Linked DNA regions of Homo sapiens: region 2 is linked to region 1. Evidence: read pairs that join two places in POLR2A ChIA-PET (ENCODE). Cell type or tissue: PC-9. All regions are shown on one strand. Links, peaks and the distances in the headings refer to the core of each region. The heading gives the core; the rest is flanking DNA.

Region 1 (4,252 bases), core at 1-4,000:
TTTTACAGGTGAACTACTGAGTTCTTCATTATGTCTGATGGAGATTATGATTACCTCATCAAGTTTTTAGCTTTGGGAGACTCTGGTGTAGGGAAGACCAGTGTACTTTACCAATATACAGATGGTAAATTTAACTCCAAATTTATCACAACAGTGGGCATTGATTTCAGGGAAAAAAGAGTGGTAAGTTCTATATCCTTCTATGTAAAAATGTAATCGTTAAGTCAACATTTGCTGGTCTGTTTAGTTTACTTTGTAGGAATTAGGAGGACAAAGGTTGGGATCTGAAATTAAAGGTACATATGAAAGTGAGTTATGTTCAATCCAGGCAACATGATTGAAAAGGCTGTGCTGACAGCACTTCATATAAAACCAGGCAGACAAAGTGGAAGTGGACAGTTCTTTAAAATGTCACCTTGGTACTCTTTTGGCTTGTATCTTCCCTCTGAACTCCGAAAGTTATTTGTCTACCTTTGTCTTGAAGCCTGCCAACCACCTTGCCCCTCATACTCTTGTTTTATGGGCTGTGTCTTCCACCTTTGGTATCTTATTATTTTTAATGGCATTTCTCCTAATAAAGTCTCAGCAGTTCCACATGGAACACTAACTGGCAGAACTTATCACTGCTGCCAGGAGGGTGAGGTTGGAGTAGGAGTGGGGAATGCCAGTAGTGAATGTGATGTTCTGCAGAATGTTGAAGGGAGAAACTTTTATTTATTTATTTTTTAAGGACTTTGAGACTGAAAGTTATTCTAGTGTTGGAGGGGAAGGCAGAAGGTCATGGTGTCACAGTTGCAGATGAGGAAAGATGGCTTTCTCCTTAGACTACATTTCTTGTTGAAAAATCCATTGTTGGCCTGAAGCAGGTAAACCAGTTGTCAGGAAATTAATGACAAAGGTCCTTTAATGGATCATATTCTGTCAGGGGGAAAGGTCCCTGGCTTTTAAGACAGAAGAACATTCCCTTTTGCCCATTCTAGTATTTTATTCTACTACCAGAGAGGCTTATAGAGATTAAGACCCACTGAATAACAGTAGGGCCCTAATGAAATTTTTAGTATTGACGTGTAGTTGATAGAATCTACATATATGTATGTGATTATTTTTGTTGGTTACTTATTGTATAACTTAAAAAATAGATTTGTTGAGATATAATTCACAAAAAAAGGAAATCCATCCATCTAAAGTATAAAATTCGGTGGTTTTTAATATATTCGGAGTTGTGTGGCCATCACAGCCATTCAATTTTAGAATAGTTTCATCACTTTAAAAAGAAACCTCATACCTATTAGCAGGCATTCCTCTTTCTACCTCCCCTTAGCCACCATGAATTTTCTATCAATGGCTTCTGCACACACCATATAAATGGAATAATATATGGCCTTTTGTGTCTGGCTTCTTACATTCAGCCTGATGTTTTCAAGGATCTTCCATGTTGTAGCATGTATCAGGACTTCATTACTTATTATAGCTACATAATATTCTATTGTATTGATACACCATTTTGTTTATCCATTTGTCTGTTGATAGATACTGTTGTTTCTTTTTCTATTTTCTAGTGCATCATTTTAATTCCCTTTTTTGTTATATGTTTTTGAGTTCTTTTTTAAAAATTCCCTTGGGGATTACAATTATCTTAATTTTTCACAATCTAATTTTGATTAATAGCAACTTAATTTTAATACTGTGTAAAACTTTGCTCTTATGTGGCTCTGTTTTCTCCCATATTTTTGTGCCATTATTGCTATACGAATGACATCTTTCTACATTGTGTGCCATCATCAATACAGCTTTACAATTATTGCTGTATGCAGTTAATTTTTTTTTCTTTTTTCTTTTTGAGACAGGGTCTCTCTCTGTTGCTCAGACTGGAGTGCAGTGGTGAGATCTCAGCTCACCGCAACCTCTGTCTCCCAGGTTCAAGTGATTCTCCTGCCTCAGTCTCCCAAGTAGCTAGGATTACAGGCACCCGCCACCACACCCGGCTAATTGTTTATATTTTTAGTAGTAATGGGGTTTTGCCATGTTGGCCAGGCTGGTCTCGAACTCCTGGCCTCAAGTGATCCACCCATCTTAGCCTCCCAAAGTGCTGAGGGATTACAGGCATGAGCTATCACTCCCAGCCTGCAGTTAAATTTTAATCTAGTGGAGGAAAAGGGCTACAAAGAAAAACCACGTTTATACTGTTTTTTATATTTACTATGCAGTTACATTTTTACTGGTGCTTATTATTTCTTTGTGTGGATTTAAGTTACTGTCTAGTTTCCTTTCAGCTTAGTCTTGAGAGTTGTCTGTAGTATTTCTTGTAGGATAGGTCTGCTAGAGATGACTTTTCTCAGTTTTGTCTTAATTTATCCTTTAATTTTAGAGGACCGCTATGTTACTGATTTTTAAGTTCTTTGAATATATTTATAATTCCTGATGTAAAGTCTTTGTCTAATAAGTTTAACATCTGGGCCTCCTCAGGAATAATTTCTATTCGTTGTTTTTTTCCTGCGCATGAGCCATACTTTCCTGTTTCTTTGTGTGTCTTATACGTTTTGCTGAAAACTGGACATTTAAAATAATGTGTCTATTCTAGAAACTCAGATTCTTTCCCCTACCTGGGTTTCTTGTTTTTACTGCATATTTATTTATTTTTGTCGTTGCTGTTTGTTTAATTATGTTTCTGGGATAATTCTGCAAAATCTGTATTCTTTGTATGCAGCTACTGAAGTCTCTGCTCAGTCAACTTAGTGGACAGCTAATGAGTGGAGAGAGTTTATTAAATTCCTTGAACTAATAAGTCTCTTAGCTTTTTCTGAGAGTCTCTGTGTGTTTGTTGGGGTATGTGTTTAATACTACTGCAGGCAGTTTACAACTCTGCCTTAGCTTTTATTTTCTGCCTGAGAAGAACCTCAAAGTCAGTCAGAAGTGAGAGATTAGGACCTTTTTAGATCTTTCCTGGGCATTTGTAGAGCCCTGCCCATGAACATGGCCTTTTAGGTTCCAAGGAATATTTGGGAGCATTATAGAAATCTCATTTCCTATTTTTTTCTTTAAATTTTTTTTTTGTTGTTGTTGTTAGACTTTTGTTAGCCCTAACTGGTATTGCTACCTCTGGTAGCTGTGATGTTAAATAATTACTGCTGATAGTTTTCAACAAATGCCCTTGGGATAGGGCTGTTCTCAAAGAGCAAGCTTTGAGTGAGGTCAAAGAAAGACAAAGCTGGGGCATGGAGCTTTCCAAGGGGCTTCCTGACAATTTTTCTCAGTATGGGACTTTTAGGGAGCTCCAAACCTGTTGTTCCTCTGCTGTCCACAGTGGTGGCTAGGCTGATGTTTTCACAACAACCACATTTGTGCACATGGTTTTTAAGTCTTCTAAAAGCTTGAGTGAGGGGGATGGGAATAGGGCAAGGTAAAAAACACCTCAAAGCTTACTGTTTTTACTGATATTCGGCTGTTTTTCTTGAATAAATGCTCCTTGGAATGTTGCAAGTCTTTGTTAATTCCTAGAGTACTGAAAAAGTTGATTTGGACAATTTTTACCACTGTTTTTGTTGCTATTGTGGAGGAAGAAATTTTTGATGGTCCGTTCTCTGCTGTTCTAGGAGTGTTGTCTATAAAATTCTTTTAAGAGCACTTTTAAAATTTGGGATGGGACAAGGGAAAATTGTTCTACCAAAAATACATCTGCACTCAAATGTTTATTGCAGCACTATTCACAATAGCAAAGTCATGGAACTAACCCTAGGTGCTTATCAGTGGTGGATTGGATAGAGAAAATGTGGTACATATACATCATAGAATACTATGCAGCCATAAAAAAGTGAAATTATGTCTTTTGCAGCAACATGGATAGAGCTGGGGACCATTATCCTCAGTGAATTAATGCAGAAACAGAAAATCAAATGCCACATGCATTCTCACTTATAAGTGGGAACTAAACAATGGGTACGCATGGACATAAAGACAGAAACAGTAGACACTAGGGACTCCAAAAGGGGGAAGGGAGTGGGAGAGGGGCTGAAAAACTACTTATTGGGTACTACATTCACTGTTTGGGTGATGAATTCAATAGATGCTCAAACCCCAGCATTATGCAATCTATCTACGTAACAAGCCTGCACATGTACCCCCTGGTTAAACAAACAAAAAAGATGAGATTGGGAAAAGCCATAGAAAAGTAATATTTCCTGAAACTAGTGACCCAAGAGAACTTTGAGGAAAGGTAAACTAATTATTATATTTTATACAAGTTGTTTTGTAT
Region 2 (5,796 bases), core at 1,797-5,796, 160 kb before region 1:
CCCACAGGTCTAGGGTTGTTGAGTTGCTTCCCTATCTTGAAAAAAAACATTTTTTTGAGACAGGGTCTTGCTCTGTTACCCAGGCTGGAGTGCAGTCATGCAGTCATAGCTCACTGCAACTTTGAACTCCTGAGCTCAAATGATCCTCCTGCCTCGGCTTCCCAAGTAGCTAGGACAACAGGTGTGGGCCACCATGTCCTGCTGATTAAAAAATTTTTTTTGGTAGAGATGGGGAGTCTCACTATGTTGCCCAGCCTGGTCTTGAACGCCTGGCCTCAAGTGATCCTCCCACCTCAGCCTCCGAAAGTGCTGTTACAGGTGCAAGCCGCCACTCTTGGCCCTGCCATCTTAATATATGCTATTTAATTTAATTAATTAATTTATTTATTTTGAGACGGAGTTTCCCTCTTGTTGCCCAGGCTGGAGTGCAATGGCGCCATCTTGGCTCACCGCAACATCCGCCTCCTGGGTTCAAGCAATTCTCCTGCCTCAGCCTCTCGAGTAGCTGGGATTACAGGTGCTTGCCACCATGCCCGGCTAATTTTTTGTATTTTTAGTAGAGACAGGGTTTCATCATCTTTGCCAGGCTGGTGTTGAACTCCTGCCCTTATGATCTACCCGCCTTGGCCTCCCAAAGTGCTGGGATTATAGGCGTGAGCCACTGCACCTGGCCAAATCTGACCAGATACAACCGCTTATGCCTGTCATCCTAGTACTTTGAGAGGCCAAGAAAGGTGGATCACTTGAGCTCAGGAGTGTGAAACCAACCTGGGCAACATGGCAAAACCCTGTCTTTACAAAAAATACAAATATTAGGCATGGTGGCGCACACCTGTAGTTCCAGCTACTCAGGAGGCTGAGGTGGGAGGGTAGCTTGAGCCTGGGAGGTCAAGGCTGCAATGAACTGTGTTCATGTCACTGCCCTCCAGCCTGGGTGACAAAGCGAAATCCTGTCTCAAAAATTAAAAAAAAAATCATGGCCAGGTGCGGTGGCTTCATGCTTGTAATCCCAGCACTTTGGGAGGCTGAGTTGGGTGGATCATGATGTCAGGAGATGGAGAATCTCCTGGCCTTTAGTAGAGATGGTGAAACCCCGTCTCTACTAAAAGTACAAAAATTAGCTGGGCATGGTGGCGCGTGCCTGTAATCCCCGCTACTCGGGAGGCTGAGGCAGGAGAATCGCTTGAACCAGGGAGTCAGAGGTTGTGGTGAGCCGAGATGACGCCACTGCACTCCAGCCTGGTGACAGAGTGAGACTCCGTCTCAAAAAAAAAAAAAAAAAAAATCAAATCTGATCTTTTAAACTATATTTGTACTAGATTGTCTTTTTTATTTTTTATTTTTTTAAAGAACTTTCATATTCTTTTACATTTTTCTGCCTTTGTTTTTCCTGTGTGATGCTTTTTCCTTTTTCACTGGGACATCTTTCCTTGTCATCAGATCTTTTGATTTTTTTTTTTTTTTTTTAGGAATCAGAAATCGTTTTGTTTGTTTTTTGCAATGTTGCCCAGGCTGATCTTGAACTCTTGGACTTGAGCGGTCCTTCCGTCTTGGCCTCTCCGTGTTGGGGTTACAGACGTGAGCTACCACACCTAGCCCCCCCCCCCCTTTTTTTTTTTTTTTAAAGAGTCAAGGTTTCACTGTATTACCCAGTCTGGAGTGCAATGGCAGTTCACAGGCATGATCATTATGGCTCTTAACAGCCTTGAACTCCTGGCCTCAAGGGATCTTCCTTCCTCAGTCTCCCAGGTAGCTGGGATTAATAGGCACTCTCCACTGCTTCCGGCTCCAGAAATCTTCATTTTAATGTAGTATCTCAATTTTTAAATTTTGACAACTGTTAATTTACTTTAAAAAATGCTATCAAATTTGCAGCCTCATTTATAGAGATTTCCTTGATCATTCTCCTTTCCCCCTGCAAATTTAATTGCTCAGTCTTTGTGTATTTCTGTCATTGCATAATTTTCAAGCTATTATAAACATGATTCTCATACAAATAGACATTGATACATATCATAAACTTTTTTGAAAGTCCTGAAAAATAGTGGAATGAGAAATTGGGATTTATATAGTCAGTTTAGGCCAGGTGCAGTGGCTCACGCCTGTAATCCCAGCGCTTTGGGAAGCTGAGGAGGGCGGATTGCTTGAGGCCAGGCCTTCCAGACCAGCCTGGCCAACATGGCCAAACGTTGTCTCTACAAAAAATACAAAAAATTAGCTGGGCATAGTGGCACATGCCCATCTACTTATGGGGCTGAGGCAGGAGGATCGATTGAGCTTGGGAGGTCAGGGTTGTGGTGAGCCATGATTACGCCATTGCACTCAAGCCTGTATGACAGAACGGGACCCTGTCACACTCAAAATAAAGAAAAGAAATATAGTCAGTTTAATAAAGAATGCTGAAATAAAATTGCTAAGATATAAACGTGGTTAATATCCTACAGGGTATTTAAACTGTAGCTTTTTGGATAACCTCTACTGACTGGACAGAAAAAATTTATTTTACCGTAGTAGTTTTCTGTAAGTTTACTTTTAAATTTGTAGAGTTATAAACTGCCTGGGCCTTAATTGAAATTAGAAATAAAACAATTAGATGACCTCAGGTGAGCCTATTACAAAATGCTCTTGTCATAACATTAAAAGTCATACAATTGATACCTTATTTCAGGTTTTGAATAATTCATTTGAAACATGTTAATTTTTATACTATTAGCGACCAACCTTTTTGTATCCTCTCTTTTTGAAATATTAATGTACAGGAGTTTTCAGAATAATTAACAGATTATATAGATCTGACTTGAGGCTAGGAGTTTGAGACCAGCCTGGCCAACATTCGCAACGAGTGAAACCTCGTCTCTACTAAAAATACCAAAAAACAAAACAAAACCCCCAAAAACAGATTATATAGATCTGTATTTTTGCCCTGTTCTCATTTGAGCACTAGTTCCATATTGTCTTCAGTAGAGTTCTATTAGAACTTGGATCTAATGTGTTCACAGTATATGTCCAATAACAGAAGCATAAGACACATGTAGAATAAATCAGTAGGAGTACTATTTGCTTTACTAAGTTGGGTTTTGAAGTTTAAAGGAGTTTCAGATACAAAAAGAAAAAACCAGGTGGAGTGACCATTGTATGCTGGCTTAGGGCTTGAGTCCAGGTTGTTGCCAGTGACCAGATGTTTGTAACCAACCTCTGGTGTCTTCCCCCCTGCCCCAACTTTAACACAACTGAAGTATTGCTGACACAGTTATTTTCATAAAAACAGTTTGATTGCCGGGCGCAGTGGTTCACGCCTGTAATCCCAGCACTTTGGGAGGCTGAGGCAGGCGGATCACGAGGTCAGGAGTTCGCGACCAGCCTGGCCAACATAGTGAAACCCCGTCTCTACTAAAAATACAAAAATTAGTGGGGCGTGGTGGCACGCGCCTGTAGTCCCAGCTACTCGGGAGGCTGAGGCAGGAGAATCACTTGAACCCGGGAGGCGGAGGTTGCAGCAAGTCGAGATCGTGCCACCGCACTCCAACCGGTCGACAGCTCGAGACTCCGTCTCAAAACAGTTTCATCATGTTTCTTCTATGTTTGAAAATGTAAATTACTTCATGTTGCCAACATACAGACTTCATTTTCTTGGCATAGGAGCTTTTCAGTTTCCCTGTGCTTCTCAGTTTCTGCAGTCATGTTTTTCACACCTTACTGTTCATTGAAAATAGAGTCCTTTACTGTTGCTGCCTGCTCCCCATTCACGATTATCCTTTTCCTTCACCTCTGTCTGGCCAAATGCTACATTTTCTTTTAGACATAACTTTCTCCTTCATTCCAACAATATAACTGTTGAGACTGTTCTAGTCCAGGAGGGTCTCCTTATCTTAGAAGTTTGCTTCTATCTGTTCATACAGGTATGCAGTCCTGTCATGTTCTGTATGGTAAATCTATGGGTGGCTTGTCTCTGTTTCACCTGGAAGACAGTAAACCACTTTTCAAACTTAGTGTCACATATAGTGCTTCCTATAGAATTAAAAAAAATGTGTCTCATGAGTCAATATGTTTTTGTATTTGTAGACCTGAAAGATGTCTGAAAATTCCAGTGACAGTGATTCATCTTGTGGTTGGACTGTCATCAGTCATGAGGTATGATATTTAATACTTTTTATAAGGTAATTTGTAATATTAATGTTACCAGTGATGTAAACTGTGTTCTTTGAAGATCAGTCTTTTTCTACCTTTAAGCAAAAAGTTCCAATGGACATTTTCCCTCTCATATTAAACTTCACTGCTGAAAACGCTTCATGAGCCAGCATCTTCTACATTATTGTACATAGCTTTGAGACATTAGGCAAATATTTATTGAAGGTTTGTTATTGTTCAGGCCCTGTGCTTTACTTTCATTTTCATATAATTTTGTCTTTTTTTTTTTTTTTTTTTTTGAGACAGAGTCTCACTCTGTTGCCCAGGCTGGAGTGCAGTGGCGTGATCTCAGCTCACTGCAACCTCCGCCCCACTGGACTGAAATGATTCTCCTGCCTCAGCCTCCTGAGTAGCTGGAATTACAGGTGCCTGCTACCATGCCCAGCTAATTTTTGTATTTTCAGTAGAGACGAGTTTCACCATCTTGGCCAGGCTGATCGTAAACTCCTGACCTCGTGATCCATCTGCCTCGGCTTCCCAACATGCTGGGCTTACAGATGTGAGCCACTGTGCCTGGCCAATTTTGTCTTTTTTTTTTTTTAAAGGGACAGGATCTTGCTCTGTTGCCCAGGCTAGAGTGCAGTGGCTGTTCACATGTGCAATCATAGTACCATGTAACCTTTAACTCCTTGGGCTCAAGTGATCCTCCCAAGTAGCTGGGACTATAGGCATATGCCACCATACCCTGTTCTTAAATAATTTTGAATATTTCACTGTGATACATACTGTTTTCATTCTTATTTTATAGTTGAGAAAACTAAAGCTTAGAGAGGTTAAGTAATTTGGTCAAGATTATGCAGCTAGAAAATAGATCCTGGATTTGAACAGATCAGAAAGGAGAATGGAGAACATGTGTTCCATTTACGTTATAGCAGAACTTCACAGGGAAAAGGCCAGAACCCTATCACAAAATGAATTTTATAATAGAAGATTGATATACATACAACAAGTATACATAACTTGTACATTTTGTTTATTTTTTCATACCAGTAATATATGTTCACTGTAGAAAAATGGCAGTATATTGATAAACAGAAATATACTTACTCCAGGTTTTACTCCAGGTTTTAATGGACATCTATAATTTTCCCATTTGTTTTTAGGGTATTGTAAGCCTCACTTGTTTTCTTTTTTTCTTTTTTGAGATGGAGTTTTGCTCTTGTTGTCCAGGCTGTCGCTCTTGTTGTCTTGTACAGTGACGCAATCTCGGCTCACAGCAACCTTCGCCTCCTGGGTTCAAGCCATTCTCCTGCCTCAGCCTCTGGAGTAGCTGGGATTACAGGCATGTGCCACCACGCCCGACTAATTTTGTATTTTTAGTAGAGACGGGGTTTCTCCATGTTGGTCAGGCTGGTCTCGAACTCCCGACGCCAGGTGATCCGCCCGCCTCGGCCTCCCAAAGTACTGGGATTACAGGCGTGAGCCACCGTGCCCGGCCACTTGTTTTTTTAATAAAAATTATAGGCCGGGCGTGGTGCTCACGCCTGTAATTCCAGCACTTTGGGAGGCCGAGGTCGGGGCAGATCACTGAGGTCGGGAGTTCGACACCAGCCTGACCAACATGGAAGAAACCCGGTCTCTACTAAAAATACAAAATTAGCCAGGCGT

Evidence for each region. ChIA-PET counts read pairs that join two places held together with the same protein. Peaks named below come from ENCODE experiments on the same cell type or tissue, not always from the same donor. Only the 100,000 strongest peaks of a DNase experiment are listed, where the experiment ranks them.
Region 2: POLR2A ChIA-PET joins it to region 1 with 6 read pairs; 2 of 35 experiments call an interaction of 5 or more read pairs at or near these places.

Annotation. Positions count from the first base shown.
Region 1 is chr15:55,230,713-55,234,964 of GRCh38, reverse strand. RAB27A (RAB27A, member RAS oncogene family) reads left to right here. Exons shown (of 7, transcript NM_183235.3): 3 at 9-183. The coding sequence starts at 31. Among named protein-coding and RNA genes, the nearest start is that of RSL24D1, 36 kb to the right of the region's middle. In PC-9, for the core only: no CTCF peak of the experiment used is centred there; no DNase peak of the experiment used is centred there.
Region 2 is chr15:55,387,700-55,393,495 of GRCh38, reverse strand. CCPG1 (cell cycle progression 1) reads left to right here. Exons shown (of 9, transcript NM_001204450.2): 2 at 4,063-4,131. The coding sequence starts at 4,072. It overlaps DNAAF4-CCPG1 (DNAAF4-CCPG1 readthrough (NMD candidate)), which reads left to right. Exons shown (of 16, transcript NR_037923.1): 9 at 4,063-4,131. Among named protein-coding and RNA genes, the nearest start is that of MIR628, 18 kb to the right of the region's middle. In PC-9, for the core only: no CTCF peak of the experiment used is centred there; a DNase peak (open chromatin) is centred at 4,065; H3K27ac peaks cover 1,520 bases.